Regions from separate parts of the Homo sapiens genome. Here region 1 is linked to region 2. Evidence: read pairs that join two places in POLR2A ChIA-PET (ENCODE). Cell type or tissue: PC-9. All regions are shown on one strand. Links, peaks and the distances in the headings refer to the core of each region. The heading gives the core; the rest is flanking DNA.

What was found. Peaks named below come from ENCODE experiments on the same cell type or tissue, not always from the same donor. Only the 100,000 strongest peaks of a DNase experiment are listed, where the experiment ranks them.
Region 1: POLR2A ChIA-PET joins it to region 2 with 5 read pairs; 2 of 35 experiments call an interaction of 5 or more read pairs at or near these places.

What each region holds. Positions count from the first base shown.
Region 1 is chr11:3,413,171-3,429,255 of GRCh38, reverse strand. It overlaps the pseudogene FAM86GP. Among named protein-coding and RNA genes, the nearest start is that of ZNF195, 42 kb to the right of the region's middle. RefSeq lists silencers at 1,500-1,700, 5,968-6,177, 6,678-6,817, 6,848-6,987. In PC-9, for the core only: no CTCF peak of the experiment used is centred there; DNase peaks (open chromatin) are centred at 6,405 and 8,715; H3K4me3 peaks cover 1,899 bases.
Region 2 is chr11:3,720,350-3,736,434 of GRCh38, reverse strand. NUP98 (nucleoporin 98 and 96 precursor) reads left to right here. Exons shown (of 33, transcript NM_016320.5): 13 at 1,111-1,244; 14 at 4,857-5,044; 15 at 11,216-11,332; 16 at 12,980-13,278; 17 at 15,610-15,723. Among named protein-coding and RNA genes, the nearest start is that of CHRNA10, 57 kb to the right of the region's middle. RefSeq lists a silencer at 369-569. In PC-9, for the core only: no CTCF peak of the experiment used is centred there; no DNase peak of the experiment used is centred there.

The DNA.
Region 1 (16,085 bases), core at 4,381-9,380, 300 kb after region 2:
TTCAAACCCCTTCAATTTGGGTAATACAAAGGAAGAATAAAATCATCTCAGAATTTGCTATTGCCTTCTTTTGTGGGTTGTTTACAAACACTGGCTATCTTTCCTTTTGCCAGGAGAGACTTGGATACTGTCCAGTGATCTAACGAACGCTTAAAGCAATTACATGCAAAAAGGAGTAATGGGCTGGGCACAGTGGCTCATACTTGGGACTTTGGGAGGACGAGGTAGGAGGATCACTTGGGGCCAGGAGCTTGAGACCAGCCTGGGCAACATAGTGAGACCCTGTCTCTACAATAAATTAGCTGGATGTAGTGTCACATGCCTGTAGTCCCAGCTACTGGGGAGGCTGAGGCGGGAGGATCGCTGGAACCCAGGAGTTGGAGGCTGCAGTGAGCTGTGATTGTACTACGGCACTCCGATTCCTGCTTTAAAAAAAAAAAAGGAAAAGAGGGGAGGGCAGGGGTGATATACATCCTTTCTCTTCTTGTAAGCCACTGCCCATGATCTCCTTGTGAACATAAAGAAAGCAGTCCCTTTTGTACAAAACTAATTAAATGAAGGACCAATTCACCAAATTATGGAGGATTTTTCTGCTTTTTAAGTTTTGGAGTTTTGCTACAACTATTTTGTAGCCCCTCCCCTGTCCCACATCCCACTGGGAGCCTGGGATAAGCTGCGTCTGACTGTCAGTTACTGATAAGCAGGACATCCCACAAACAGATTTTCAGCGAATTGGCTTTCAGCAAATTGATCATTTGGCAAAGTGGTCATTAGGCAAATGGGTCATTTGGTGAAGAGGTCATTTAGTAAATCGGCTTTCAACGACTTGCCCTATGAGATTTCTCTAGAGTGAGCATTTTCTTGGGTTCAATGTACACTTCATTTCCATAATGAATACTCACTGGCGGCTAGATGGAAAACTTCCCAGGGAACCAGGAGCAGCCAGAACAGCCTCTTAATAATCAGGCAATTAAAAACCCTCTGGTTTCTTAACAGGAGGGAGGTACAGACGGCATCTGCTCTGCAAGGCACAGTGATCGGGCTCAGCATTGTCACTGGAGCTCTTGCGGTTCTGTTTGCTGCTAGTGTGACATACACAGCCCTTCGTCGGAAAAAGGACAGAGTGGTCTTTGGGTCTCCCGTAGTTGATCATCATATGTCGTGATAACCCATGACAACTCCTTGCCACATGCCACGGGAGGTCCAGCACTCCAAGAACCCAGCAGCCAGGGCCGGCTTCATGGGCTTGAACCTGGACAGTCCCACAGGGACACAGAGGAGTCCCCACTGTGGTTTAATAATCTGCCATCACCATCTTGAAATTCTTTATTTTTTAACAAGGGTGGCCAGGGATAGTGGCTCATGCCTGTAATCCTAGCACTTTGGGAGGCCAGGGCAGGCAGATGGCTTGAGCCCAAGGAGTTTGAGACCAGCCTGGGCCACATAGCAAGACCCCATCTCTACAGAAAATACAGAAATTAGCCAAGCCTGTAGTCCCAGCTACTTGTAGGCTGAGATGGGAAAATTACCTGAGCCCAGGGAGGTCGAGGTTGCAGGAGCTGAGATTGTACCACTGCACTCCAGCCTGGATGACACAGCTGGATCTTGTCTAGAAAAATAACCACAAGACCGAGCACGGTGGCTCTTGCCTGTAATCCCAGCACTTTGGGAGGCTGAGGCAGGCGATCACTTGAGGTCAGGATTTTGAGACCAGCCCGGCCAACATGGTGAAACCCCATCTCTACTAAAAATACAAAAATTAGCTGGACAAGGTTGTGCATGCCTGTAATCCCAGCTACTCAGGAGGCTGAGGCAGGAGAATAGCTTGAACCTGGGAGGAGGAGGTTGCAGAGAGCCGAGGTCGCGCCATTGTACTCCGGCCTGGGACACACGAGTGAAACTCCATCTCCAAAAAAAAAAAAAAAAAAAAAAAAAAAAAAACACAACAACAACGAGGGCCCTGCAGGTGGCTGAAAACAACAGAAATGTATTGTCTCGCAGGCCTGGATGCTAGAAGCCCAAAATCAAGGTGTCGGCCGGGCTTCACTTCCTCTGAAACATGTAAGAGAGAATGCTTCCTTGCCTCTTCTGGCTTCTGGTGGCCGCTGGCAATGCTTGGTGTTCCTTGTAGATGCATCGCTCCAGTCTCTCCTCCCTCATCACATGGCTGCCTTCTCCCTGTGTCTCTGTCTTTATCTGACATTCTCCTCTATTATTTTATTTTTTTGAGATGGAGTTTCCCTCTGTCACCCAGGCTGAAGTGCAGTGGCACAATCTTGGCTCACTGCAACCCCCGCCTCCCAGGTTCCAGTGATTCTCCCATCTCAGCCTCCTGAGTAGCTGGGATTACAGGCTCCCGCCACCACGCAGTGCTAATTTTGTGTTGTTAGTAGAGATGGAGTTTCACCGTGTTGGCCAGGCTGGTCTCCAACTCCTGACCTCAAGTGATCCGCCCACCTCACCCTCCCAAATTGTGCTGAGATTACAGGCATGAGCCACCACGCCCGGCCCTCATTCTCTCCTTTTATAAGGACACCTGTCGTTGCATCTGCTTTCTCACCAGCAGACCCCAATCCAGTATGACTCATCATTACTTGATTACATCTACAAATACCCTATTTCCTAATAAGGTCACAGTCCTGGGTACGGAGGATTAAGATTTCCAATTTTTTCCCTGAATCAATTTTTTCTGAGTCAGGGCCTCACCCTATCACCCAGGCTGGAGTACAGTTATGTGATTATAGCTCACTGCAGCCTCAAACTCCTGGGCTCAAGGGATCCCCTGACCTCAGCCTTCCAAGTGGCTGAGACTACAGGTGCACACCACCATCCCCAACTAATTTTTTTTTTTTTTGTACAGATTAGGTCTCACTCTGTTGACCAGGCTGGTCTCCTGACCTCAAGTGATCCTCTTGCCTTGGCCTCCCAAAGCACTGAGATTACAGGCGTTATCCCGTGCCTGGCCCTCTTTCTACACCTCAATCATTGTATCATTAGCCTGAGCTGCCCATATTCCTTATTCTGCCCTTCCCTGACCAATCTCCTCCTTTAACATAACTTCCATCTCGATATGATGGGGCCTGCTGGGCACTGCAAACAGCCTAAGAAAAGTGGAAACTTTACTTGACCTTCAATTCTATTACAAAGTCCACATTGAATGTAATTTATATTTGAACTATAAAATTTTCTGTAAGTTGAAACATGACCTATAAAGGTCTCTACACCCTGAAGCAACGTTTTAGAAAGAAATCAATAGGTCCTTTTCTGCAGAAACCATTAACCATAGGAGAGATAAAGGAAAAACTTCAATGTACTGATTGAACTTCCATGCCCATAGCTTAACTTCTAAAAGGCAACCATTCCATACCGTTAAACTGCCTTAGGTTGTTATTACTGTTATTAAAGAGACCCTAAAAGCCAGAAGTTGAACCTTGACTGTAGTTCTTGCACGTACACGCACAGTCTTGCAACTGAAACCACTCAGATTGTCCTAATGCTGCTCCCCATAGCAACACCACCTGGAATTTTACGTTTGGTTTTAAGTATCAGTCCTAATCTTCACTTGCACCCGAACACACCGCACCTGAGAGAGCCACGTGACATTAAAAAATCCCTTCAGTGAGGCCAGGCGTGGTGGCTCACGCCTGTAATCCCAGCCCTTTGGGAGGCCAAGGCAGATGGATCATGAGTTCAAGAGACACTCGTGGCCAACATGGTGAAACCCTGTCTCTACTAAAAATCCAAAAATTAGCCAGGCGTGGTGACGCGTGCCTGTAATCCCAGCTACTCGGGAGGTTGAGGCAGGAGAATCGCTTGAGCCTGGGAGGCAGAAGTTGCAGGAGACGAGATCATGCCACTGCACTCCAGCCTGGCAACAGAGGGAGACTCTCTGAAACAAAAAAATCCCTTCAGTGCCTTGATCCTTCCAGATTCAGATCCAAGATAGATGACATTTGTCCCTCATCGGAGCCCGCACACCAAGATAAAGATTTCTTCTGGCCGGGCGCGGTGGTTCATGCCTGTAATCCCAGCACTTTGGGAGGCAGAGGAGGGCAGATCACCTGAGGTCAGGAATTTGAGACCAGCCTGGCCAACGTGTTCAAACCCTGTCTCCACTAAAAATACAAAAATGGCCCGGCATGGTGGCTCACGCCTGTAATCCCAGCTACTCGGGAGACTGAGGCAGGAGAATCGCTTGAACCCGGGAGGTGGAGGTTGCAGTGAGCAGAGATCGCGCTATTGCACTCCAGCCTGGGCAACAAGAGAGCGAAACTCCGTCTCAAAAAAAAAAACAAAAGAAGAAAAGATTTCTTCTGTGTGCATGGCTCAGCTCTGTGGTCCGCTAGGGTCTTTCCTCAATCCGCTTCCAATCTATGGAATCAGGAAAGACTGAACCAACCTCGATTTATTAATATTTTAGTATAACATAATACAGTGGTACTTATTATAGTATTGACCGTATATGCCCTTTTGCTCCTTGGAGGAAAGGCAATTAATAGCTATTATGTGAGTTAATAAAATAAGCCCAGGATTTATGAGTGTAACTAACCTGTTCCCATTGGTTTTCCTTCTCTCCTGCAGGCAGAGAGCTGATCAAAACAGCAAAAGCAAAGCAGTGCCCCGGCCCAGTTCTAAAGCCAACCTTCCTTAATCACCCAGACCCATCCCAGGTTAGGACATGCTGTGGATTCTCAGGTGACTCCATCTCAGGATACAGGGACTGAGAGGGTGTATGCAATATCTCAGACCCAGAAACTGTTGATTCTGTCTAAAAACACAGCAATAACCACATCCCACCCTCTTGATTTAAATGAAAGTGTTTGGGGGAATAAAAGATGAACCTTTTTTTTTTTTCTTTGTCAGATCTTGCGCTCATTTGGTTCTGGTGGGGAACAACAGCTGTGAGAGAACACGTGTATTCAAATAGAATTAATTCCCCTCTCTTATTCTCGCAGCTGAGCAGGGCTCAAGTGCCTCTCATCTGAAAGAGGTAATAAGATTTTGTCTGTCTCCTCATCTACCTTTTGCAAGTACACTGAACAAATTAGCTCTCGGGACTCTTCCAAATGGAGTTTTATGAGGGATTTGCTAAGGTAAACGTTTTAGACTTTGAACACAGTTCAGATTTCAGGGGCAGTACTGAAATCTGAACTGTGTTGCTAACTGCCCAGCCTTTCAACTCAAGACACAATAACTTTGAACTAAAATAATTATATTTTTGTTGTTTTCCACTCTGTCCCCCACGTCTATATCACCACCACCCCCAATCCCGCCCCCCAGGAGCTAACTCCTCCTTCCTGTCCCTGCAAGATCAAAACTCCTCCTGGAAGCCCCGCTAGCTCTGTCTGCTCGCCTTCGTGGCAGATATCGCTATTGTACTTTTATACTTATTTGTGTGATAAGTACCTCAATGTCCACTTCTTCCACGAGCCCCTGAGCCCCTGGAGGGCCTGGACCACACCTAGTTTTTCTCACTGTTACATCTCCCTTGCCAGACACATGGTAGGCGCTTAATAAGTATTTGGTGAACGAATGGCTTGTTTGGTGACAGTCCAAAGGGTGGGGGACAGAGGGAAAACTCCCTCCTATCGGGCCCCGGACGGGTGGCGCTGATGGAGAGGAGGCTAGGATAACGCCTCCAGGACCGAAGCGCGCACCCATAAGGCCCCTGCCAAAAAGACCTTCCTGAAGGCGGAGGAACTGCGAGAGTGCCTACGTTGGCCCAAGGCCTGACCGGACGATCCCGGGGACCCTCGCCCTAACCGGCCCCGACTCCCGGGCCCCAAACCCGGACTCGGCCCCGCCTGAAGCTCCGGATCCTGGGGCCCGTCCCTGGCTCCGCGTCGGCAGACCGTGGGCTCGCTCCTGGGCCTGCCTCAAACTCTCCGCAGGTAACGCCTCCCGAACTTGAGCCACGCTCCAATCCCCTCCTCAAACCCCTCCCCGTTTCTCACACCCTGGACCCCTCGCTCCGTCTCGGCCCCGCCCCAAGCCCAGCTCCCTCTCGGCCCCTGAGCCCAGCCCCGACCCGCCTCCCAGTCCCTGGGTCCCTCCCGACACCGGCCCCTCCCTAAGCTCCGCCTCCCAGGGCCCGCCTCCTGAGCGCAGCCAGCAGCCCGGACTCGGCCCCGCCTCCCGGACCCTGGGCCCCTCCCCACGTAGGCCCGTCCTAAGCTCCGCCTCCCAGAGTCCGAGCAGCGCCTGGCCACGTGCTACGACATAGTCAACGCCCCGCCCTGGCCCCGCCTCCTGAGCCGTTCTCCGGGTCTGGCCTTAGCCCCGCCCTAGGACCTGTCTCCTGGGCTCTGCTCCGAGTCTCGCCTCCTGAACCCAATCGTCCTTTACCCCCACCCTAACGCCCGCCTCCAGGACTCTTATCCTGCCCCCACGCAAGGCCCCGCCTCCAGGACGTCTCCAACCTGGATGTTTCCGAAGCCCCGCTTCCAGGATCGCCCTGTCCTGGCCCCGCCCCAGGACACGCCAACCTGAACTCTCCCCAGGACCTGCCCCAACGACGCTTCTCCTGGCCCTACCCCAGGCCTCGCCCTCAAGACGCTCATTCTGGCCCCACCCCAGGCCCCCGCCTCATAACGCTCATCCTGGCCCCGCCCTAGAGCCGCTCCCACGACTCTCATCCTAAGCCTACCCCCAGGCCCCGCCCCCTCTCTGCCCCCGCGCACTGCCCTGGGCCCGCCCCCTTTTCAGTCCAGGCTCGGCTTCCGCCCGGTCTCCCGGCAACGCTGCGGCCCCGCCCCCGTCATGGTGCCCGAGGAGAACGCGGGGACCGAACTCTTGCTGCAGAGTTTCGAGCGCCGCTTCCTGGCGGCGCGCGCACTGCGTTCCTTCCCCTGGCAGGTGGGCGGCGGGGCGAGCGGAGAGGCCCGCGGGGCTCGCGGGAGTCCAGGGGCAGACGGGATGGGTCTCCGTGCTGAAGCCTCCAGCGCTCCCGCCACGTGAATGCCTGGGCTCCCGCCGGTCAGGTCCGCGCGACCCGGTCCCCGTCCCTGGGGCCTGGCCAGAGTTGCTCGCACCCCTCCTGCCCCGCGAGCTGGCGGGAGAAGCTGGGGGCCTCTCCACCGTCTTGGGGGGCAGACGCGCACTCGTTGTGGGGTACAGTTCACGATCATTTTCACGACTTTTTAAAGACAGTAACCGTTCTGGTCACTGGGACAGAGCTGCCCTCGCCCATTCTAAAAAGTCAGCGCCCTCAGGACCACGGGTAACCACGTCCTCCTGAGCGCAGTGACCAGGTCACAGGCTGTCTCTCCTGCCTCAGTGTTCTCGTCTGTATGTCGAGCACTGCACAGAATCGGCTCATGCTCTGAGGTTCTCACGCCTGTGATGGAAGAGACAGAGAAGGGGGTGGCCTCTCGTCTCCCTGGGGACCTGCCATTCTCAGCACAGGCGCATGGCAGGCAGCAGCCTCCCTTCTGCCAGTAGAGGGGCTTAATGCACCCGGCCCCATTTGTAATTCATGTGCGGTGAGCTCACTGGGATGAGTGAGTTTGGATATATATTCCTCCCTGGGTCTGCCCCATTTTATGGGGTGTTGCTTAATCATTTGCGTTATTCCATTGATATGAAATATTTGCACTCAGAGATCATTTCCGGTCAGGAGAAATTTGTGCACTTTTAACCCAAAATAGAAACCTTCATAAAAGCATCATAGGTCTCCATTCAATATTGACTATAATTGTTCACATGCCCACGCTGAATGCTAACTTGGGCTCACCCTCAACACCCACGAGGTGGGTACTATTATTACCACTCACATTTGACCAGAGGGATTGTTTGATTAGGGTGCAGTAGTTGAGAGTTCAGACCCAGGAGACAGCCTGCCTGCTTCGAAACCTGGCCCAACCCCTGGCCCTGTGTGACCTTGGGCAAGTGACTGCATCTCTCTGTGCTGTTGTTTTCTTATTAATAAAATGGGGGATAGAATGATACCTACCTCTTAGGGTTGTTGTCAGGGTTGAGTACAAAAGCCTGTGGATCAGTGCCTGGCTCATGGTAAATGCATGTCAGTGTTAGATAGTGTTTTTATTCAGTCTCAAAATGTTTAATAAATGCCTTCTATGAGCCAGACACCATGGATCAGCAGTACCCGTGACAGATGAGGGTCTGCTTGCATGGGAGAGCCAGAGAATAAACAAAGAAATGAAGAAACAAGAAAAGACCAGATGAGAGTGGCTTTAAAGCCAATAAAACAGGGAAATGGTGAATGGAGCAACTGGGGAGAAGAGTCACCAAAGTCGGGGAATCAGGGAAGCCTTCCCCAAAGAGGTGGCATTTGAACTGGGGCCTGAGTGGTGAAGCAGCCAGCCATGGGAAGGGCTTGGGGGAACAGGATATGCACAGGTCCTGTGGTGGAAACAAGCCAGCTGTGGTTGAGGAACAACAGCAAGGCAGCCAGTGTGGCTGGAGTGGAGTGAGCAGGGTTGGCCAGGGGTGAGGGAGAACAGGCCAGAGAGAGGGATTAGGACCAGGTCTTGTAGGGCCTTTTACGGCAATGGAAGGAGCTCTGAAGCAATGAAGTGCCTTGCCCTGTGTCACATACCAGCCGAGACAGTCTACCTAATTCGGGAGCCAAAGTTCGCTGCTGGGCTTGAGGCCCCTGTAAAAGGACAATGTAACCCAGGCTGGTATGGGCACATTCTGCATTTCCACTTAGATGGCAAGCCCATCAAACCTTGGTGCCATGGCTGCCCTGGTAACCAGTGCAATCCTGGCTGACCAGTGCAACCAGGGAGCTGGCCCATGACCCAGGTGGCCTCTAAGTAGCCAGGACTAATGCGGCCAAGAGTCAGTCTTCTAGCCTTCTTCCTGTGACTCATCCAGGTGCACCCTGCGACATCTGAAGGTCAGGCTTTCAGCTGCTGTGGCTTCCACTTCCAACTGGCTCCACGTCCCCAGGGAGAGATCACACAGCGCTTTGCCAACACATTCTATTGCGTGTTTAATGTTCCTGTGAAAGCGCCCTTGAGATTTCTCTCTCTCCCCTCCACACAGAGCTTAGAAGCAAAGTTAAGAGACTCATCAGATTCTGAGCTTCTGCGGGATATTTTGCAGAATCCCAGATATTTGTAAGAATCCCAGAGTCCCTGGGACTCATGACCCTGCCTCCTGAATCTCTCCGGAAGACCTGAGAGAAGAACCACAGGTGTGCTTGTACCCTTTAAAAACACACCTGTTCAAAGAACATTGAACATTGAGTCAGCACTGCAGGTGGGTGTCGGCACCTCCGACAGCTCCAGCTCTTTCATTTTCTATCTAAGACTTAGACAAAGACATCAGAATATACAAAAATCTGCATGAGAGGGGGGAATCTAGGGAAAGTTTTTTAAACCATCTACAGCAAAAACAGAGATGACAGGTGCAAAACAGCTTCTAGCATTTGGTAGATGCTCAGAGACTTTCTTTTTTGCATTCATGAGACCTGTCCTGCCCACTCCTGTCTCTTCTAGACCTAAATGGGCCCTTACTTTGCCCAGGGTGGGGTTTGGACTCAAGAGCATCTGCATGCAGGTGAGAGGCAGGATCACCACCCCGCCCAGCCACAGCCTGACTTTGGCCTTGAGGGCCAAGTGCAGATCACCCTGCATCCTGGGTCTTCACCTTTGAAGGGCCATGAGCCCTTCTGAAAAGACAAAGCAATAGACTCCCTCCCAGAGAGAAGTGCACCAGAAGAATACATTTTCCATACAAACTCTGGAGGCAGACATCCTCCACCTCCACCCAGCCAGCCCATCCTAGGGGCCCCGGTGAAGAATTCTTGTGCTAGAGGTGAACCAAGATTATCCATGTGGAAAAGATGCAGCCACAGGAGGGAAGACTTTCGGGGCAATGCAGTAGGTCAGGGCTTCGAGCATGGAGATACCTGAAGTTATCTCGCACCCTGCTCTGAGTTTCACCCTGAGCCTCACTCTCGTAGGTGGTGAAGCATGAAATGTAGGGATAGCTGCTTTAAAACCCAGCACAAGGCTGGGTGCACTGGCTCACACCTGTAATCCCAGGACTTTGGGAAGCTGAAGTGGACGTATCCCCTAAGGTCAGGAGTTCAAGACCGGCCTGGCCAACATGGCAAAAACCCACCTCTACTAAAAATACAAAAATTAGCTGGGCATGGTGGTGCACGCCTATAGTCCCAGCTACTTGGGAGGCTGAGGCAGGAGAATCGCTTGAACCCAGGAGGCAGAGGCTGCGGTGAGCCAAGATTGGGCCACTGCACTCCAGCCTGGGCAACAGAGCGAGACTGTGTGTCAGAAAAAATGAAAAACCAGCACCAGCCTGAAGAGCCTGTGTATTGCGTGGGGTACTTTGCTGCCCTTGGGCAGAATCTGCATCCCTCCCAGCCAGCAGGCACTGCGGACCGTCTCCTCCCTCTCCCTCCAGGCTCCTGTTTTCCCACCGCCCCCCTCCTGCTGCAGCAGTCCCTCTGCCCTCCGTTCCAAGTGCCAGGCCGCGGCCACCTCAGAGCTTGCACCAGCTGTTGCCACTGCCTGGAACTTGCTCGTCCTGCACTCGGCTTCTCTCGACTTTAGCTGGAGTGTCACCCTGAGCGTCCCCTCCCCTCCATCCTGTCCCCAGGGACACACACTCCAAGAGAGCAGTTGCCAAGTGGGCCTTCCCGCCTCTTCCATAGAGCCAGACAGTTGGCGACTGTCCTTACTGCAAACCCTGGTTCACACTGGCACCCCTGGGAGGGAGGTGGTTTGGGCCCACGTGCCCTGTGTTCCTGCTCAGAATGGGCATTAGAAATGCTGCCATAGCCTGTGCCACTGCAGTGGAAGCATTTTTAGGAAACGGTTTATATCTTAAGACAAACTTCAGATGCATGGGGCCAGAACGCTGTGTCCATCTACATCTTTGCTGAGGGATCGGGTAGCCTGGAGTTTGCCCTCTGCTGTGTTGGCTTGAAGCTCATAGGGGACTTAAGACGGGCTCTCGAGCAACCAACGTTCTGTCCTTTGCCGTAGACTGTGAAGCATCCTGTGTGTGTGAAGCACCGGCTGTCAGTCAAGTATGCCCGGTGCTTTCTCTCAGAACTCACCAAAAAGGTCCGTTATGGGGAGTGTCCGCCCAGTAGCCAGACAGCATAGCCACCTGCGTGCTGGAGCCCCTGTCCTTCCCAGGCCCTGGGCCTGCTTTGCAAACAGCAGCATGACAGGGGCCTCCCCAGGCAACTGGCTGCAGCCACGTGTGACCCATGGGAGACAGTGCAGGGCAGGAAGAAGGGGAGGCCAGTGTCTCTCCCTCACTCTGCCTCCTGGGGTTTCCACAGCAGCTGCTTCTCTGGGGCCCCAGCTCCTAGCATATGGATTCTCATTCCTACCAGGCTGGTCCAGCCCACAGCACTGGAACCCTCACCCACACCCTCTGTCCTGCCCGCCGAAGGGTTTGGAGTTTCCTGCTCTTGTCTGTCTCTGGGTTGCCCCATGGGCCCCTGTTGGAAGGTTTAGCTCTTGCCATACCTTTGGAACTAGTTCCTCTGGTGAATTCTCTGCATTGATCCTGCTGGAATGAGCTCTTTCCTGACTGATGCAGGATGGATTTTATTTTTTACTTATTTTTTTGAGACAGAGTCTCACTGTGTTGCCCAGGCTGGATTACCGTGGCACAGTCTCGGCTCCCTGAAACCTCTGCCTCCTGGGTTCAAGCAACTCTCGTGCCTAGCCTCCTAAGAAGCTGGGACTACAGGCACATGCCACCATGCCTGGCTAATTTTTGTATTTTTGGTAGAGACAGAGTTTCACCATGTTGGCCAGGCTGATCTCGAACTCCTGACCTCAGGTGATCCACCTGCCTCGGCCTCCCAATGTGCTGGGATTACAGGCATGAGCCACCGCACCTGGCCTAGGATGGATTTTAAAGATGGGCCCGAAAGTGCAGGGTTTGACATAAGGATGTCGAGAGGCCATTCCTCAGTAGGCAGTAGCAGACCTATCTTAGTGAAAGGGCCACACTTTTAGCAAGTAAACAATCCCCTGCTTCTCCAATACCTGCTTTCTCCCTAATCCTCCCCAAAAGGGTGCATCTGTGGTCACCAGCAGGTCTGCCCTGTGCCACCAGGAGAGGGCAGCAGTCACCCAGTGTATATTGTTGCTGCCCTGTGAATCTTAAGATGGGGCCAGCCATGGAGAAGCAGCCTGCTGACAGCCACAGCCTGCAGCATGGGCCGCCCTCACAGTTCTGCCTGGGCTCACTTAAAAGCACCTTTTGTTTTCCTCCTCTCTGTCATGGTCATGTGGCAGCTCTCACGGAATCCTTGTCTCCTGCCCTAGACTACACCTAACCCTACCCTCTCAACACCTCTCGTTGAAGGCCCTCCCATCCAGGTTTCCCTACCAAGTGAATTTTTTTTTTAGAGACAAGGTCTCTTGCCCAGGCTGTCCTCGAACTCCTGGGCTCAAGCAGTCCTCCCATGTCAGCCTCTAGAGTAGCTGGGACTATTCGGCACACACCACCATGCCCAATGAAGTGAATATTTTACATGCCAGCTGGCTGGTATTACACCATTCCATCCCAAATCTCCCCTCCAAACTTGGTGAAAATCATCTGACCATTTTTACAGATTAGAACGAAAGCAAACAAGCTCTCACTCTGTCTGACCCCAGCACGAGGCTGTCCACACAGAGCTTTTGGACAAGCTGTACGAGGACCTGGCAGAGACCCTGATGGCCAAGGAGTCCACCCAGGGCCACCCGAGCTATTTGCTGGTATGAGAAGGGCACCCTCCTCCCCCTCACAGCCCAGATACCCTTCCTGCACAAAGTGAAAACGTGGGTGTGGGTTCAAATCCTGACTCACCCATTCTGCAGTCTTAGACATGAGGTCCGTCAACCTTCTTTAGCCTCAGTTTCCCTGTCTGTAAATCAAGCACTTCAACAACAACAGCATGTCTCATGGGGTTGTTGGGCATTTGTCCAATAGGTGACACACTCTACCTGCTTCACAAGGACCTGGTGTCCAGTCCTCAAAGAATACTTGACAGGTCCTGGTGTGGTGGTTCACACCTGTAATCCCAGCACTTTGGGAGGCTGAGGTGGGTGGATCCGAGGTCAGGAGTTCAAGAGCAGCCTGGCCAATATGGTGAAACCCTGTCTCTACTAAAAATACAAAAATCAGGCCGGGCGTGGTGGCTCATGCCTGTAATCCCAGCACTTTGGGAGGCTGAGGCAGGTGGATGACCTGAGGTCAGGAGTTTGAGACCAGCCTGGCCAACATGGTGAAACTCTGTCTTTACTAAAAATACAAAAATTAGCGGGTGTGGTAGTAGGTGCCTCTAATCCCAGCTACTCGGGAGGCTGAGGCAGGAGAATCTCTTGAACCCAGGAGGTGGAGGTTGTAGTGAGCCAAGATCACGCCATTGCACTCCTGCCTGGGCAACGAGAGGGAAACTCTGTCTCAAAAAAAAGTGGAAAAATTAGCCACACATGGTGGCACATGCCTGTAGTTGCACCTACTTGGGCAGCTGAGGCAGGAGAATTGCTTGAACCCAGGAGGCAGAGGTTGCAGTGAGCCAAGATTGTGCCACTGACTCCAGCCTGGGTGACAGAGCTCAAAAGAAAATAAGATAAAACATAGATACAGAAAACCACAAAGGAAAAACATAGCATATTGAATCATCACAAGGCAGCCACCCCTTCATAGCCACACCTGGCCCCTGGCCACCACTGACCTGTGCTCCATCACCAGAATTCCGTTGTCTCAGGAATGTTCGATGAATGGAATCCTGTGTGGCCTGAGATGAGTGTCTTTCATGCCACGTGACACCCTTGAGGCCCGTGCAAGCTGTTGGCATGTCAACAGTTAGCTGCTTCTCATTGCTGAGTGGCGATTGGTCCTGTCATGGTTTATTCAGCCATGTGGTGGATGGCTACTTGTCTTCTAAGCCACTTGCCTTCTGATTGCTGGACTGACTCTCTCGCCCTCTCTTGGTGCAGCCCTCGGGAGGCTCAGTCACACTCTCCGAGAGCACAGCCATCATCTCCCATGGCATCACAGGCCTGGTCACATGAGATGCTGCCCTCTACCTGGCAGAATGGGCCATCGAGAACCCGGCAGCCTTCTCTCATAGGTGACCTCGGGGCGCACGGCAGGACACCGAGGCAGGCTCACCCTGGTGCAGTTACAGACATGGTCCCCTTTCCTCCCGCCAGGACTGTCCTAGAGCTTGGCAGTGGCGCCAGCCTCACAGGCCTGGCCATCTGCAAGATGTGCCGCCTCCAGGCATACATCTTCAGCGACTGTCACAGCCAGGTCCTCGAGAAGCTCCGAGGGAATGTCCTTCTCAATGGCCTCTCATTAGAGGCAGACATCTCTGCCAACTTAGACAGCCCCAGGGTGACAGTGGCCCAGCTGGACTGGGACGTCGCGACGGTCCATCAGCTCTCTGCCATCCAGCCAGATGTTGTCATTGCAGCAGGCAATGCCCAGCCCCGGGCACTCTGTGCAGGCGGTGTCCTTGCAGCTCTACCCAGCTCTGGGCTCTGGGAAAAGGGAACAATGGACGCTGTCGGGCATGGACATGATGGGGCTTCCAGAAGAGTTACTCTGGGCCTCCAGGGTGACATCAAAGGACAGGGGTGCCTCTTAAGGTGACCTTCCAGCCACAGCCCTCTTGTTGGAGACAGGCATACTCCCATTACAGTCATCACCACATGGCTCTGTCCCAGAGCCATGCCTCTGTCTTTCAGAGACCACAGGAGGAAAACAACCACTTCTGGGATGAGGACAGGGCCCTTGAGAGAAGGTGGTGTTTGGCTGGGCCACCGAAAACCCCTCGCCCCTGCCAGCACACTCGGTCTCCTCTCTGGTTGAACAGAGCTCTGCCTGTGGTCCTGGGTCCCAGCCCTGAAACCCACAGGTCCAGCGGTGGCCAGGGACACAGGCCCACCCCTGCAAGCCAGCAGACAAATCGGCAGACACCTGAAACACGAAGTTCATGGCAGGGTCAGGCTTTGTGTCATTCACAGCCCTCTAGATAGGCCGAGAACCAGAGCTCATTTTTTAAGGAACACCAGTGAGTCTGGAGATTTTTTTCTTTTGCTTCGGTCTTTTGCAGCTTTCTCTACTAAGGGTTCTCCTTTTTCACCCAAGCAATTGCCTTTCCATCTAATGGCCCAAATGGTCAAATGGCATCTACTAGTCTCATATGACTGCTGCCTCTCTGGCCTCGCCCTGCTGCTGAGGTCAGCATGACCTGGAACTGTCCGCTGGTCCCTTTCAGTAACCTGAAGCTTTCACCGTAGACGTGCTGTATTGCCCAGAATCCATCGTGTCGCTGGTCGCGGTCCTGCGGAGGCTGGCTGCCTACCGGGAGCACCAGCGGGCTCCTCAAGTCTACGTGGCCCTTATCGTCCGCAACCCAGAGACGTGCCAGCTGTTCACCACCGAGCTATGTGAGCCCACACGCCCACCCGGGCCTGCATGGTCCCCGAGCTGTCCCTGCGGGACTCCAGTGGAAGTGAAAGAACTGGGGGCCGAGGAAAAGCTAGGATGCCCCACACTCCCACACCATGCGGGGAACTAGGGCAGAGGCCGGTGAGCAGGGTGGGCCTGGGGCGTGGGAGCTTGCGGCAGGAGGAGGGCAGCTCAGCACAGGGAGGGAGGATCTGAGCCCAGCAGCCCTACTGTGTGCTTCAGAGCAGGGTTCCCTAAGCCCTTGGGCGTCGGTTTCCTCATCTATAAAATGGAGGTGGTGGGAGGGGCAGTCGGGGTCAGGGCTGGACACAGCTGTGGCCTGCAGGACGCTGGAGCACAGGCTGTACAGGCGGATCCACCACGCCACTGTCCTGAGCACCCAGTTGATGGAAGACGAGCAGGGTGACTATAGAGAAGGGGAATTGTCCCCGTAGTGGGCCAGCCACTGTCCTCAGACCTGACATTTGTCAGCCCCCAGCACCTGTGAGAGTGTGCTATCATTGTCCCATCTCACCGACAAAGACACTAGGACACACAGAGGCCAAGCAACCCCTGAGCTCCCACAGACTGCAGCTCGGCCACCTGGCTCTCGTGCCTCCACACTACACCCAAGCCCCCCATTGCCACCAGCCTTTGCCCCAGATCACCCTGAGCACAGCCCC
Region 2 (16,085 bases), core at 6,632-11,631:
ATCTGCTCGCCACGACCTCCCAGTGCTGGGATTACAGGCATGAGCCACTGCACCCCGCCTACAACTATTAACTTAATATTGGACACGTAGGTTGTTTCCATATCTTGACTGTATATATACTATGCAGTGAATGCTTAGGAATTTATTTTCTTTCTAGTTCGAGTTAAATTTTCATGATTAAAATTATGAGGTTAAAAAATAGAGGCCAGGCATGGTGGCTGACTCCTGTAATCCTGGCATTTTGGGAGGCCAAGGTGGGCAGATAGTTCAATTTCAGGAGTTCAAGACCAGCCTGGGCAACATGGCGAAACCCCATCTCTGAAAAAAAAAACAAAACACACACACACACACACACACAAAATTAGCTGTTGTTGGTGTGGTGACTCACCCCTGTAGTCCCAGCTACTTGGGAGTCTGAGGTTAGAGGATCACTTGAGCCTGGAGGCAGAGGTTGCAGCAAGCCAAGATCATGCCACTACACTCCAGCCTGGGTGTGTGTGTGTGTGTGTACACGCACAAACACACAGTACTTGTCCTGTTGTATATTGTCATATTATTTCCTTTGGACAATTACATACACGCACGCACACACACACACACAGTATTTGCCCTGTATACTGTCATATTATTTCCTTTAGACAATTACACACACACACACACACACACACACACACACACACACACACTACTTGCCCTGTATACTGTCGTATTATTTCCTTTAGACAAACCAGTCTATAATGTTTCTAGAAGTCAAAGACTATGGCTTTTTATGCAGCTATTTCAGTGATAGGTATGCATAAAATATTTCATCAGGGTTGTTTAAATTTTCCTTTCTTTGATTAGTAGTGACAGTGAACACTGTGTAAGTGAATTTATATGAGTATTGTATCTTATGAAATGTCTCTTCCTAAATTTGACCTATTAGCTTATTTGATTCTTGATTTTCTTTACAGTTTGCTCTACACACATTCTGCCCCAATGATACCATTGATCTGAGCATTTTGAAGACCACTTCTTCAAAAAGAATACCGAGCTCTGTGTTACAAATGCATTGTATCCTTGCATTTATATATATATATATATTTTGTTTTCTTTTTTTTTTTTTAAAAGCTTTGACAGATCCAAATGCTTCTGCTGCCCAGCAGGCTGTTCTCCAGCAGCACATCAATAGTCTAACATACTCACCTTTTGGAGACTCTCCTCTCTTCCGGAATCCGATGTCAGACCCTAAGAAGAAGGAAGAGGTAAATTTAAGGATACTTCTGTAAAATATCATATCAAAGAAAGAGAAACTGAATGTGCAGAATGTAATTTTTTGCCTGTATATATTAAGGGATTAAGCAAAGCTAGGTGTAATTAATTTTTTAAGATATTATTTCACTCAGCCGGGAGTAAATTATTTTTGCTGTATCTGGAAGGTGTTGGGACAGTGAAATGACCACTACACTGAAGATCAATGCTGAGGGTTTTCAACAGTCCTGAAATAAGGCAGATATTAATGTTCTCATTTTTAATTAAAACAACTTTTTTTAAGTTTTTTTCTTTTCTTTTTGAGATGATGTCTTGCTAGTATCGAACTCCTGGAAGGAATCCTCCCGCCTCGGTCTCCCAACGTGCTGGGATTACAGGTGTAAGCCACCATGCCCAGCCCTATTCTCATTTTATAATTAAGCAAACTAAGGCTTAGAGAGGCTGACTTTCCTCAAATCATAATGCTCTTAAGTGGCATAACCAAAATCTTAACCTCTTGATTTTTACATAGCTTTGTCTTTAATCTCTTATAACTCTAGTGTAAAAACATGATCTTTTACTCACATGGTGTTAAAAGTGTAGTCTTTGGTCTGTTTGATCCTTGTTTTACCGCTTATAATCTGTGAGACATTGGAAAATGAGAAAGTCATTTTGCCTCCCTAAATTTGTTTCTTCTGTAAAATGGGAAGAGTAATAGTGTTCAATGTTGAGGGCTAAATGAGATCATGCATACCAGGATCATAGTAAATTGCTCAATATACAGAAACTACTATTCAGTCACTTATGTGATTACATGTATCCCTCAGCTTTTTATTTTGTTGTTTTGTTTTGTTGTTTTAAGAAATGGGATCTGCCCGGCGCAGTGGCTCAGGCCTGTAATCCTAGCACTCTGGGAGTCCGAGGCGGGTGGATCACCTGAGTTCAGTTCACGACCAGCCTGGTCAACACGGTGAAACCCCGTCTCTATGAAATATACAAAAATTAGCTGGGCATGGTGGTGGGCACCTGTAATCACAGCTACTTGGGAGGCTGAGGCAGGAGAATTGCTTGTACCTGGGAGGCAGAGGTTGCAGTGAGCCGAGATTGCGCCATTGCACTCCAGCCTGGGCAACAAGAGCGAAACTTCGTCTCAAAAAAAAAAAAGAGAAATGGGATCTTACTATGTTCTTAAATTTAATCCTGTAAACTAGATACTAGAAGCAAGATATGAATATGAAAGTACCTTTTAAAGTGATGTGTAAATGATTAGACAATTATTTATGCAGCCTAATTTTAGGTAGCTGAATATGTGCAAGGCATTGTGTTGTTAAGTGCTGAGGATACAAAATGAAAATAAACAAGAATTTATTAAGGTTGCTATCCAGTGACAAACATCAGACATACAAGCACTTAAGTTTACACTGGTTCAGTAGAGTGTATGTGGTAATAGAAGAGTGTCTATCAATGACGAATGGATAAACAAAATGTTTTATAAGTCTATAATGGAATATCATTTAGCCATAAATAGGAGTAAAGTACTGATACATGCTATAACATAGATGAAACCTTGAAAACATAAGTGAAGGCCGGGCACAGTGGGCATGGTGGCTCATGCCTTTAATCCCAGCACTTTGGGAGGCCGAGGTGGGGAGATCACCTGAGTTCAGGAGTTCAAGACCAGCCTGACCAACATGGTGAAACCCCATCTATACTAAATAAAAAAAAATTAGCCAGGCATGGTGGTGCGTGCCCATAATCCCAGCTATTCGTGAGGCTGAGGCAGGCGAATCACTTGAACCTGGGAGGTGGAGATTGCAGTGAGCTGAGATCGCACCATTGCACTCCAGCCCAGATGACAAGAGCGAAACTCCGTCTCAAAACAAAAAGAAAGAAAACGTTAAGTGAAAGGAGCCAGACACAAAAAGTCACATGATTTCATTTGTATGATATACCCAGAATAGGCAAATCATAAGAAAGAAAGCAGCTTCATAGTTGCAAAGGGAAGAGGGAAGAAATTGAGAGGAACTGAGTTTCTTTTTGAAGTCATCAAAGTTTTCAGGAATCAGATAGTGGTGATGGTTGCACAACCTTGTAAATATACTAAAAACTATTGAAGTAGATGCGTTAAAACGGTGAATTCTATGTCACATGAGGTTTATCTTAATACAAAATTTAAAATATACTAGTGAAAAGATCATAGATGCTTGGATGAATTTGATAAGGCTTTGTTTTCAGAAGAGGAACATTTAACTTTTTTGTATGGATATGTAGGGCTTGGCGAGTCTAGGTCAAGCATTCCAGCCAAAGAATTGTGAAAGATCACAACAATCTGGGAATAACAAAGATTCATTGTTAAGTGTAAACAGCTTGCACTGGGAAGAGAAGAATAAATTCTGACAGACTAGATATGCTAGACATTGTTATTTGAAGTGGTTATGTAATCTCATTTATGCTGTTAGGAAAACAAATATAGAACATCCTCAGGATGTTGTAGAGGTGCCATCTGAAGCACCCTGAAATTTAGTTGTGTGTCCTCCACTAACTTGTAGTTTTCTCAGTAATCAGAGGAAGTAACTTTATTTCTGGTACCCAGAGTTTGACTTAATGTTTAATTATTAATGTTTACTAAAAGATGGATAAATACAAGCTAGTATCTGCCTTTTTTTTCCCCAGAGCAACTTGCATTACATAGAAGTTGAATATTAATTCATGACAGAATCTCAGTTTTTCTTGAAGTATAAGATTTTGGGTTTAATTGAAAAGTAATGTCTATGGCTTAGGATTTTTTTGGTATCATGTTTTCATCAAATGAACATAAATACTGTTTTTCAAAGCAGAATGATTGCAAGCTAAACTCTCATAGGATGAAGAGAATGGACAAGATATATTAATATGTTGTGTTAGTACATTTTAATTTACAGAACTTTTTTCAGATTCATCATCTTTGGATTTTTTTGGGGAAAGAGTCTCGCTCTGTCACCCAGGCTGGAGTGCAGTGGTGCGATCTCGGCTTACTGCAACCTCCGCCTCCTGGGTTCAAGCGATTCCCATGCCTTAGCCTCCCCAGTAGCTGGGATTACAGGTGCACGCTTCCACTGTCCAGCTAACAGATTCATTATCTTGATTACATTTTAAAAGATGTCAGACAAATAATTTTAAATGGGGGCTGGAAAGATGAGTAAAAATCAGTTCTAGAACAATAAAGACAGTTCGGTTAGTATTCACACATACACACAGATAATGCCTCCCAAATCCAAAAATTGAAAATCCAAAATGCTCCAAAATCCAAAACTTTGCACTGACATGACATTCAAAAGAAATGCTCATTGGGACATTTTGGATTTTGGATTTTCACATTTGGGATACTCAACTGGTAAGTATAATGCAAATATTTCAAAATACAAAAAAATCCAAAATACTTCTGGACCCAAGCATTTTGGATGAGGGATACTCAACATGTACAAAGTTGGGTGTTAACATCCTTGTTTTATGGGAACAGAGACTTCAACAGGTATCTAGCAGGTGAATGACAAAGATGAGGATTGAAATCTGGTCTTGTGATTTTTAAGGCCAGTGCAGTACATTTAAAGTAAACCAAAAATTTCCTTGATGCTTTTGTTTTTCAGAGATTGAAACCAACAAATCCAGCAGCCCAGAAGGCTCTTACTACACCTACTCATTATAAACTGACACCCCGCCCTGCCACTAGAGTCCGGCCAAAGGCTTTACAAACAACAGGCACAGCCAAGTCACATCTCTTTGATGGGCTGGATGACGATGAACCATCCCTAGCCAATGGAGCATTCATGCCCAAGTGAGTTTATTTTTGTTAACAGAAATTAAGTGTAAAATACTGATATAAACTAAATATGAAATAATATACAATTATTTAAATATATTATAGATGTGATACAGTCCACTTTGTTTTTGTTTTTGTTTTTGAGACAGAGTCTTACTCTGTCACCCAGGCTGGAGTGCAATGGCATGATCTTTGCTCACTGCAACCTTTGCCTCCCAGGTTCAAACGATTCTCTTGCTTCAGCCTCCTGAGTAGCTGGGATTACAGGCGTGTGCCATCACGCCCAGCTAATTTTGTATTTTTAGTAGAAATGGGGTTTCACAATGTTGGCCAGGCTGGTCTTGAACCCCTGACTGCATATGATCTGCCGCCTGGCCTCCCAAAGTGCTGGGATTACAGGTGTGAGCCGCTGTGCCCAGCCAGTCCACTTTTTTATAATTTGAAAAATACAGAACATCACAAAGAAGAATAAAAGTCACCCGATCACTCCCAGGGATAACTCATAGTTAGCATAAAAATATTTTGATAAATATGCCTCTTATTTTACATATGCATGATTTTGTTTTGTTTTTGAATAATTAGGTTTTTTTGTTGTTGCTTTTAAAAGTTCAGGTCTCACTCTGTCACCCAGGCTGGAATGCAGTGGTGCAATTACTGCTCACTGCAACCTCAACCTCCGCAGCTCAAGTGATACGTTAAAAACATTACACACAACTTTCTTTCCCTAAAAATACAGTAATCCGGCCGGGCATGGTGGCTCACACCTGTAATCCCAGCACTTTGGCTGGCCGAGGTGGGTGGATCACTGGAGGTCAGGAGTTTGAGATCAGCCTGGCTAACATGGTGAAACCCCGTCTTTACTGAATATACAAAATTAGCTGGGCATGGCTGCGTGCGTCTGTAATTCTGTAATCCCAGCTGCTTGGGAGGCTGAGGCAGGAGAATCTCTTGAACTGGGGAGGCAGAGGTTGCAGTGAGCTGGGATCCCACCACTGTACTCCAGCCTGGGTGACAGAGTGAGACTCGGCCTCCAAAAAAAAAAAGAAAATGTAACTGCTTCACCAAAGATGGAAAGTCTAATTTTATGTGTTTCTTAGAATATCAGTAAATTATTTTGAAGACAGGGACTGTGTATTATTTATGTCTGTCCTAGCATTTTATTTATTTATTTTTTTGATACAGTCGCTCTGTTACCCAGGCTGGAGTGCAGTGGCACGATCTCGGCTCACTGCAACCTCCATCTCCTAGGTTCAAGCGATTCTTCTTCCTCAGCTTCCCAAGTAGCTGGGACTACAGGCACGTGCCACCATGCCTGGCTAATTTTTGTGTAGAGATGGGGTTTCGCCATGTTGGCCAGGCTGGTCTTGAACTGCTGACCTCAGATAATTCACCTGCCTCAGACTCCCAAAGTGCTGGGATTACTGGTGTGAGCCACTGTGCCCCGCCTTGTCCTAGCATTTTATATACTGTTTTTGCGCAGAGTAGGTAAAAAGGTTTACAGTAGTCCAGTCATCAGGTCAGTAGCTCGAGATCAGCTTCACCAGGGCTTAGGATTTTCAAATATACAAGTAGAAAGGATTAGAGTGGGAGGACATACATTTTGTTGTTAATACCATCTGACCTCCTTGGCCTCACTTCTGTGGTGTTGCTGTCAAACGTCATCCTTTTTTTTTTTTTTTTTTTTTTTTTTGAGGCAAGAGTCTTATGCCATTGCCCAGGCTGGAGTGCAGTGGTGCAATCATACATCACTGCACCTTCGACCCCTGGGCTCAGGTGATCCTCCCACCTCAGTTCCCAAGTAGCTGAGACCACAGGCCCACACCACCATGCCCAGTAATTTTTTTTTTTTTTTTTTTTTTTTTGGAGATACAGGGTCTTTCTGTGTTGCCCACGGTGGTCTCGAACTCCTGGGCTCAAGCCTCAGCCTCCCAAGGTGTTAGGATTACAGGCATGAGCTACCACGCCCAGCTACCTATCAACCGTCTTAATGTAACAGAAGCATTTTACGCAGTTGATCTTGTCCCTCCTCCTTGATTCACTTTCATAATTGTCTTCCAGGACCCCACAATTTCCTAGTTTTCTTCCTGCCTTGCTGGTTGCTGCTTCTCAGTCCCCTTTACTGGTTCCTCTTCATTCCACCGTCTGTAAATTAGAATGCCCTTGGCTCAGTTGTTGATCACATTTTATCTATGCTTATTTCCAAAGTGCTTCAATTTATTCTCATGGCTTTAAATATCATCTGTAGTCTGATGATTCCCAAATTTTTATCTCCAACCCAGACCTCTTTACCAAACTAAAGATTCTTGTATCTTACCCTACTCTACATCTTCACTTCGATGTCTAAAAGAAATTGATTTAAAATTAACATGTCCATGTTTTCTTTCTCAAACCTGTTCTACCCAAAACCTGTCTCAGATGATTGCATTACTATCATTCTAGTTGCTCCGGTCAGAAATTTTGGAATCTTCCTTGACTTTGTCACACATTCCTCATCTAAGTTATCAGCAAATCCTCTTGGTTCTACCCTGTAAATTACTTAGAATCTGTATAGTTCTCACCACATTCATTGCTATTACCCTAGTGCAAGCCACCACTATCTCTTGCCTGAATTACCACAATATACTCTTCAGTTCTTATTGTTTTTATTTTTATTTATTTATTTATTTTGAGATGGAGTCTTGCTGTGTTGCCCAGGCTGGAGTGCAGTGGCCCCATCTCGGCTCACTGCAAGCTCTGCCTCCTGGGTTCACTCCACTCTCCTGCTTCAGACTCCCAAGTAGCTGGGACTACAGGCGCCCACCACCACGCCCAGCTAATTTTTTTGTATTTTTTTTAGTAGAGACAGGGTTTCACTGTGTTAGCCAGGATGGTCTTGATCTCCTGACCTCAAGATCTGCCTGCCTCGGCCTTCCAAAGTGCTGGGATTACAGGCGTGAGCCGCCGCACCCAGCCCCACTCTTCTGTTTTTACTCTTACTCTTTTGCATCTGATTCTAAACATTGCTATCACAGTGGTCATTTTGAAGCATAAGTCAGATCATTTCCCTTTTCTCCTCAAAACCCTAAGGTAGTTCACATTTTTTTACTCAGAGTAAGGACCAAAGTGCTTACATTGGCATATAAAGTCCTCAAAGGTAGGATTTCCCATTACTGCTCTGAACACATCTACGATTCTCTCCATTGCTTACTCCACTCTAAACTTACTGTTCCTTGCTCCTGTTAGGACACGATAGGCATGCTATTTATTTGGGCCTTTGCCCCAATTGTTCCCTTTGAAACACTTCTCCTCATATATCCATATAGTTAACCCTGACGCTCTGTACTCACATGTCACATCAATGAAGACTACTCTTGCGACACTATTTTTGGTTTATTTTTTTGTTTTTGAGACGGGGTCTTACTCTGTCACCCAGGCTGGAGTGCGGTGGCGCTGTCATAGCTCACTGCACCCTTGAATTCCTGGGCTCGGGATTATTCTGACTTGGCCTCCCGAGTAGCTGGGACTACAGGTGCGTGCCACCACACCTGGCTAATTTTTTTTATTTTGTAGAGACAGGATCTTGCTGTGTTGCCCAGGCTGGTCTCAAACTCCTAGCTTCAAGTGATCCTGCCACCTCAGTTTCCTAAGTAGCTGGGACTATAAGTGCACGCCATTGTCCCTGGCTGATATTTAAAAAATTTTCTGTAGAGTCGTGTTCCTACTTTATAGTAGAGATGGTGTTTCACTGTGTTACTCAGGCTTGTCTTGAACTCCTGGGCTCAAGCAATCCCCCCACCTTGGCCTCCTGAAGTGCTGAAATTACAGCGAAACCCACCATGCCACCTTTATTTACTCTCTCTTTCTACCCCCAACCCCAGTTGCTATGTTTCAGTCCAATGCAGTTATTGTTTTCTGTGATGTTCAAATTGTCTCATATTTGGGCAGCAAGGAGCCCTTTCAGATTGGCTCATAAGTCCTTTCCACATGCCTCAGTAGTGCTTGGTAACTTTCTTGCTTGTAGGATTAACTTTGTAAAATTTTGTTCAGGAGTTCTGCCCTCTGTGTTCATTAATTAAATTCCACACACTGCCCCCCACCCTCACCTGGGTTTTTTGTTTTTGTTTTTGTTTTTGTTTTGAGATGAGGTCTTCCTGTGTTGCCCGGGCTGGCCTTAAGTGATCCTGCTCAGCCTCTCAAGTACGTGGGACTATAGGTGTGTGTGCACAACTGTGTTCAGCTAACGTTTTTTTCTTACAGCGTCCCTACCCAGTTTGGGTATAAAGATTATGCTGACCTCATGAACAAACTGGAGAGTATTTCCTCTTTCTATTTTCTAGAAAAGTTTGTATAAGGTAATAATTTCTAACTGAGTACAATGGCTCACATCTGTAATCTCAGCACTTTGAGAGACCAAAGCAGGAGGATCACTAGAGAGGCCAGTGAGACCAACCTTGGCAACAAAATGAGACCTTGTCTCTAAAAAAAAATTTTTTTTTAATTAGCCAGACATGATGGCACATGCCGATAGTCCCAGCTATTTGGGAGGCTGAGGTGGGAGCATCACAGGAGCCCAGGAATTCAAGGTTGCAGTGAGCTATGATACCACCACTGTACTCCAGCCTGTCTCAAAAAAAAAAAAAGAAAGAAAAGTTGGTAATCTAATCTGATGGTAACATCAGATGTTTGGTACTGGTAATGATAGATGGGTCTGAAGTAGTATTTATAAGACTGTTTGGGGGAAAAAGTATTTAAGAGTTAGAGGATTATTCAGCTTTTTATTTTATATTTTGAGTGACTTTTGATGTTATATTTTTGTAATATGTATTCATTTCAATAACTAAAATTTCAAATTTATTGGCATAAAGTTGTTTAAAAATACCCTTGTCTTTTTTTTTTTTTTTAATGTCAGTGGCGTCTATAGGGACACCTACTTTTTCATTCCCAACATTGACTTTTATTGTGCCTTCTCTTTTTCTGTTTGACCAGGGATCTCCCAGTATTACTGGTAACTTCAAAGAACTAACTTATGGCATTATTGATGTTCTCGCTCCTGTGATTGTTTCCTATTTCATCAGTTTTTAATTTATTATATCTTATTAATATTTAATTATTATCTTGTTCCTTTCTCCTCTCCCCTTTGATTTTCAGCTTTCCTTCTTTCAAATATATGCATTTAAATATGTAAATTTTCCTTTTAGTTCAACTCTTTTTTTTTATGTTTTTGTTATTAACTTCTAGATGAAAAGTAAAAGGCGATAGCAATAGCAATTCTTAGAAATTTGAGAGTTCCTTTAATGGCCCAGTATACTGTTAGTTTATAAATGTTCCATGTGTACTTGAAAAGAGTGTGTACTCTGTAGTGAATGAGTACAGTGCTCTTACATTAGGCTAAGTTAGACCAGCCTGGGCAACCTGGCGAAACCTTGTTTCAACAAAACAGTGGCCAGGCATGGTGGTGGGTGCCTATCGTCCCAGCTACTCGGGAAGCTGAGGTGGGAGAATAGCCTGAGTCTGGGAGGTAAGTCAAGGCTGTAGTGAGCCATGATCAGCGATTGTACCACTACACACCAGCGTGGGTGACACAGTGAGACTCTGTCTAAAGAAAAAAGAGAAAAACCTGAACTTTTTAGGTATTTGTGATCGATCATTTGCATTATTTGATAACAGGATTTTTTACTTCAATACTTTCTTGTCATGTTTTTAAAAAATTCTCTCTCTTTGGGCAAACCAAAGAAAGTAAAAAGAAAAAACTTTTTAGTCAGCAAATGTCTGTTTACCTTTTTCATTCAAGACAGCACTATGAGTTCTATGGTGAGACAGCCATACGTTTGTACTGCCAAAAGAGAGAGAAAGCATTTGGAGAGTATACAGATGATTGAAATACAAACATAGTGTGATGAGTGAACGAAGTGTCTGGATAAAGTGCTCAGAGCTGGGAGGAGGACAGTTTTCAAGGGGATTTTCCACTTTGACTTGAAGGTGTTCAGCTTTATTCTTCCAAACACCATAGTACAATGTATTTGACACCTTGTGTTTTGGCTATACAATCCTAGGAAGCGTTTATAAATGAAACTTGTTAGGTTATTCTTAGGTGTACAAGAGTTGAGCAGAAGTGCACCATTGGACTCCAGTTTTTAAGATAATGTCTGGGACATATCTGTATGCCTGAGTAATTTTTTTCTTCTTCTTTTGGTTTCTTGTTTATAGGAAGAGCATTAAGAAGTTGGTTTTGAAGAACCTTAATAATAGCAATCTCTTTTCTCCTGTTAATCGTGATTCAGAAAATCTAGCTTCACCATCTGAATATCCAGAAAATGGAGAGAGGTACACTGAATTCTGTTTTGAGTTCTTCTTAGTAGAGAGTTATAGTCTCATTTTTAAGACATTCTTAGGAATTTATGAAAATTTATGAAGTTTGATGAATATTACATAGAAGTATTACAAGCTTATGAGCGCCTAGAAATCAAATCATATTTTTGTCTTTTGAATTCATTAAACCTTAAAATTATTGGAGTTCTGATTTAGTGCTTCAGAACTATTTTGGTATTTGTGTATCTTGTTTTGGACAGGGTTAGCATGTATTTGACACCCTTTAGCCCTTTAAGGGATATTTTGTCTGTGATGATTTTCTTTCTTTTTTTTTTTTGAGACAGAGTCTCACTCTGTCGCCCAGGCTGGAGTGCAGTGGCATGAGCCAAGATCGCCTCCCATGCTCAAGCGATTCTCCTGCCTCACCCTCCCATGTAGCTGGGAATACAGGCACCCGCCACCATGCCTGATTAATTTTTGTATTTTTAGTAGAGACGGCGTTTCACCTTGTTAGCCAAGGATGGTCTCGAGCTCCTGACCTCAAGTGATCTGCCCGCCTTGGCCTCCTAAAACGTTGGTATTACATGCGTGAGCCACCGTGCCCAGCCTTGTACAGTGATTCTTAATAGTTAGGTATATATTCTTTCATATCAGAAATTTATTTATTTATTTTTTTTTTTTGAGATGGAGTTTTGCTCTTATTACCCAGGCTGGAGTGCAGTGGCACGATCTCGGCCCACTGTATCCTCTGATGTGAATTGTTCAAGCAATTCTCCTGCCTCAGCCTCCTGAGTAGCTGGGATTACAGGCATGCACCTCCACGCCCAGCTAATTTTTTTTGTATTTTTAGTAGAAACAGGGTTTCGCCATGTTGGTCAAGCTGGTCTTGAACTCCTGACCTCAAGCGATCCACCCGCCTCGGCCTCACAAAGTGCTGGGATTACAAGCGTTATCCACCACACCCAGCCGAAATTTCTTTCTTTATAAATATATTTTATTATATAAAGATTATGCACGAATGATATATTCTGTAACCTGCTTATTTCCATTTATTTTATTAGAAATGCCTTTCCATTATCTGTATGAATATATTTGTCTTTTCTTTTTTAATGATTGCATAAGTCATTATTGTGAATGTAAGATAACTTGACCAGTTCCTTGTTAGTGGACATTTAGATTATCCGGTATTCCTGTACTCAAAACAGTGCTTCAGTAAAAATCCTTATATACTGGCACAAGTTCTCAGGGCCTCCTGAGGGCTGTATCACGAAAAAGAAAAAAAAAAAAAGAAACCCTTTGTATAGACACCTTTGTACTCCTGTTTTTTTTTTCTTTTGGATAAAATTCTAGTGTTTTTTATTATTATTATTATTTATAAAGCATTTTTTAACATTTTGTTGATTGTAATCTTAAAAATCTAACATTTTTTTCAGTTTTTAATCTTAAAATTAACCAATTATTTGATTCCATATAGGAGAGTATACAATAGAGATAGTAATTATCTGTTTCACAGTACTGCTGTAGTAAGTATTAAGTGAATTTTTAATACATGGAACTATCCAGAACAGTGCCAGGCACTTAGTAAAGGCTCGGTATTAGTTAGCTATTATCATTGTTATTACTACTACAAGAGGCTAAGGTATTATTTCTTTTCCTTTGCAGATTTAGTTTCCTAAGCAAACCTGTTGATGAGAATCACCAGCAGGATGGAGATGAAGATTCCCTTGTTTCACATTTTTATACTAACCCTATTGCCAAACCTATTCCTCAAACCCCAGAAAGTGCTGGAAATAAACACAGCAACAGCAACAGTGTGGATGATACCATTGTTGCATTAAACATGCGTGCTGCTTTGCGAAATGGGCTGGAAGGAAGCAGTGAAGAAACGTCTTTTCATGATGAGTCACTTCAGGATGACCGAGAAGAAATAGAAAATAATTCTTACCATATGCACCCAGCAGGTCAGGTTCAGATTGGTGCATGTTTAATCTCTTACCAGTCATTCGAGATGACTTGCTTGTTGCAGATATTCAACATATGGAAGTCAGCTGTTTGGCATTTTAAGTATTATTTTATGTGATCCCACATAGGAGAGCTTAATATTTAAACAGTTTTATGCTTTAGTTGATTCAGAGTTCACATACTCTTTGGACCTTAGAGTATGAAAATTGATACATCTTTAATTATCCTGGTGTAGTCTAAAGAACCCAAATTTTATAGCCAAAGAGACTATCCTGATATTTTCCCTGGCTTTGTAAACTCGGATAGATTGCTTATTGTTTTTTGTTTGTTTGTTTGTTTTTTCTTGAGACAGTGTCGCTCTGTCGCCCAGGCTGGAGTGCAGTGTCGCAGTCTTGGCTCACTGCAACCTCAACCTCCAGGGATCAGGACCTCTCATCTCAGCCACCCGAGTAGCTGGCACTACAGGCACATGATACCACACCCCGTTAAGTTTTGCATCTTTTGTTTTGCCATGTTTCCTGGGCTGGTCTCAAAATCCTGGGCTCAAGTGATCCTCCTATCTTGGCCTCCCAAAGTGCTAGGATTACAGGCATGAGCCACCATGCCCAGCCCATTTTGGGTGTTTTGTGGTATTCTTGAAGTGTCTCCAAAATTTATATTTAGTTTTCTTATTGCCATTATATATATATATATATTTGGTTACTTAGTATCATAAGGAAAGAAGTTTATACTTTGACAGTAAGAATCCCAGGTAGCCTGGGTGTGGTGGCTCAGCACTTTGGCAGGCTTAGGTGGGAGGATCGTTTGAACCCAGAAGTTTGAAATCAGTCTGGGCAACATAGCAAGACCTGATATCTACAATAAACTTAAAAGTAATTAGCCAGGTGTGGTGGCATGTACCTGTAGTTGCAGCTACTACGGAAGCTGAGGTGGGAGGATCACTTGAACCCAGGATTCAAGGTTGCAGTGAGCTATGATTATGCCACTGAACTCCAGCCTGGGTTGACAGACCAAGATCCTGTCTCCTAAAAAAAAAAAAAAAAAAAAAAAGAATTCCAGGTGCTTAATCTGTATTTGTGTATGTATCTCTACATGAATTTATTATGCTACTATATATCTTTTTAATAGGAAGTTTTATATTCTAGTTTTTTCATTTACCTTGTTTGCTGCCACCCAATTTAGAGTTCCCTTCCCAAGAAGCAAGTATACAAGTGGGTGTTGCTGGAGGCTGGAGTTTGGTCTGATGTTGGCCTGAAATACTTTTCTCTCAGAGAGCAAGTTAGCCTTATATCTGACTACAAGTAGGACAAGGAGTGAATAGAGCAAGCAAGCACACCAGCGTTCCACTACTTTCCTTGAGTTTTTCAGCGCTCTGCTTTTTTTATTTTGGTATTTTTTTTTCTATTTTAATTTATTCTTTCTTTCTTCTTTTCTTCCTTCCTCCCTCCCTCCCTTCCTTCCGAGTTTCACTCTTGGTTGCCCAGGCTGGAGTGCAGTGGTGTGATCTCAGCTCACTGCATCCTCTGCCTCCCAGGTTCAAGCGATTCTCCTTCCTCAACCTCCCGAGTAGCTGGGATTACAAGCACCCGCCACCATGCCCAGCTAATTTTTGTATTTTTGGTAGATAATGGATTTTTGCCATGTTAGCCAGGCTTGTCTTGGACTCCTGGCCTCAAGTGATTTACTCACCCCGGCCTCCCAAAGTCCTTGGATTACAGGCATGAGCCACCTTGCCTGGCTGGATTTTTCATCTTTCTTTTAGCTCTTTATTTGGGAGTGTAAATTTGAAAAATAAAAGAGGTTTATGCAAAACAGGCAATGAAACAAGAAGAATTGGGTTTGGAGTTTTATATCTACTTCTATTGTTAAATTACAGTATAAGCCAACACAAGTTATTTCCACTGTAGGTTTTGGTATCCTTGTGTGTAAAATAAAATAAAAAGCTGATTAAGCTTTTCTCAGAGTATTTTATGAGATACCTTTTATAGTCCGGGATGTTAATGGGTGTCCTTTGAAAATAATGTTCTGTGGTTAAATCTGGAAAAACACGAGGTTAAGCAGAGTTTAATAGGCTATTTACTGTAAGTTTTAGACTCTTTGATGTATCATATGTATGTTCTTCAAACCTATTTGACCATGAAGCTTTTCACACACACACACACACACACACACACACACACTCACACACCCCTTCTCCTAGGAATCATGTTTGGTAGAAAAGTAGTTTGGAAAATTCTTCATTCTGATATATTTTCTCTTTATATGATGATTTAGTTGCTGATTATTTCAGGTTATTTTTTTTTCTGTTTTTTTTTTTTTTTTTGTCACAGGTATTATTCTCACTAAGGTTGGTTACTATACTATTCCATCTATGGATGACCTTGCTAAAATTACCAATGAAAAAGGAGAGTGCATTGTCTCTGATTTCACTATTGGTCGGAAAGGTAAGTGTGAGTTTAGCACTTAGTGATTAAGCCAGAGAGTTGCACCTTATTTTTGTAATTAGGGGAAGCTTTTGATAGCTGAATCTTCATTTTCCTACATTTGGGCCCACCTTGGCCTGAATCTTAAATACTTTGATTGATAAGTAACAAAACAAGAAAGACTGGAACCATGTAAATTTTTTTATTTTTATTTATTTTATTTTTTCTGTTGAGATGGGGTCTTGCTACATTGCCTGGCAGATCTCAACTCCTGGGGTCAAGCATTTCTCCTGCCTCAGCCTCCTGAGAAGCACAGAACCATATAATATTCTTTGGGCTTAGGTATACCTGTTTGGTGCTAGTAACTATTTGGGTCATTTTAA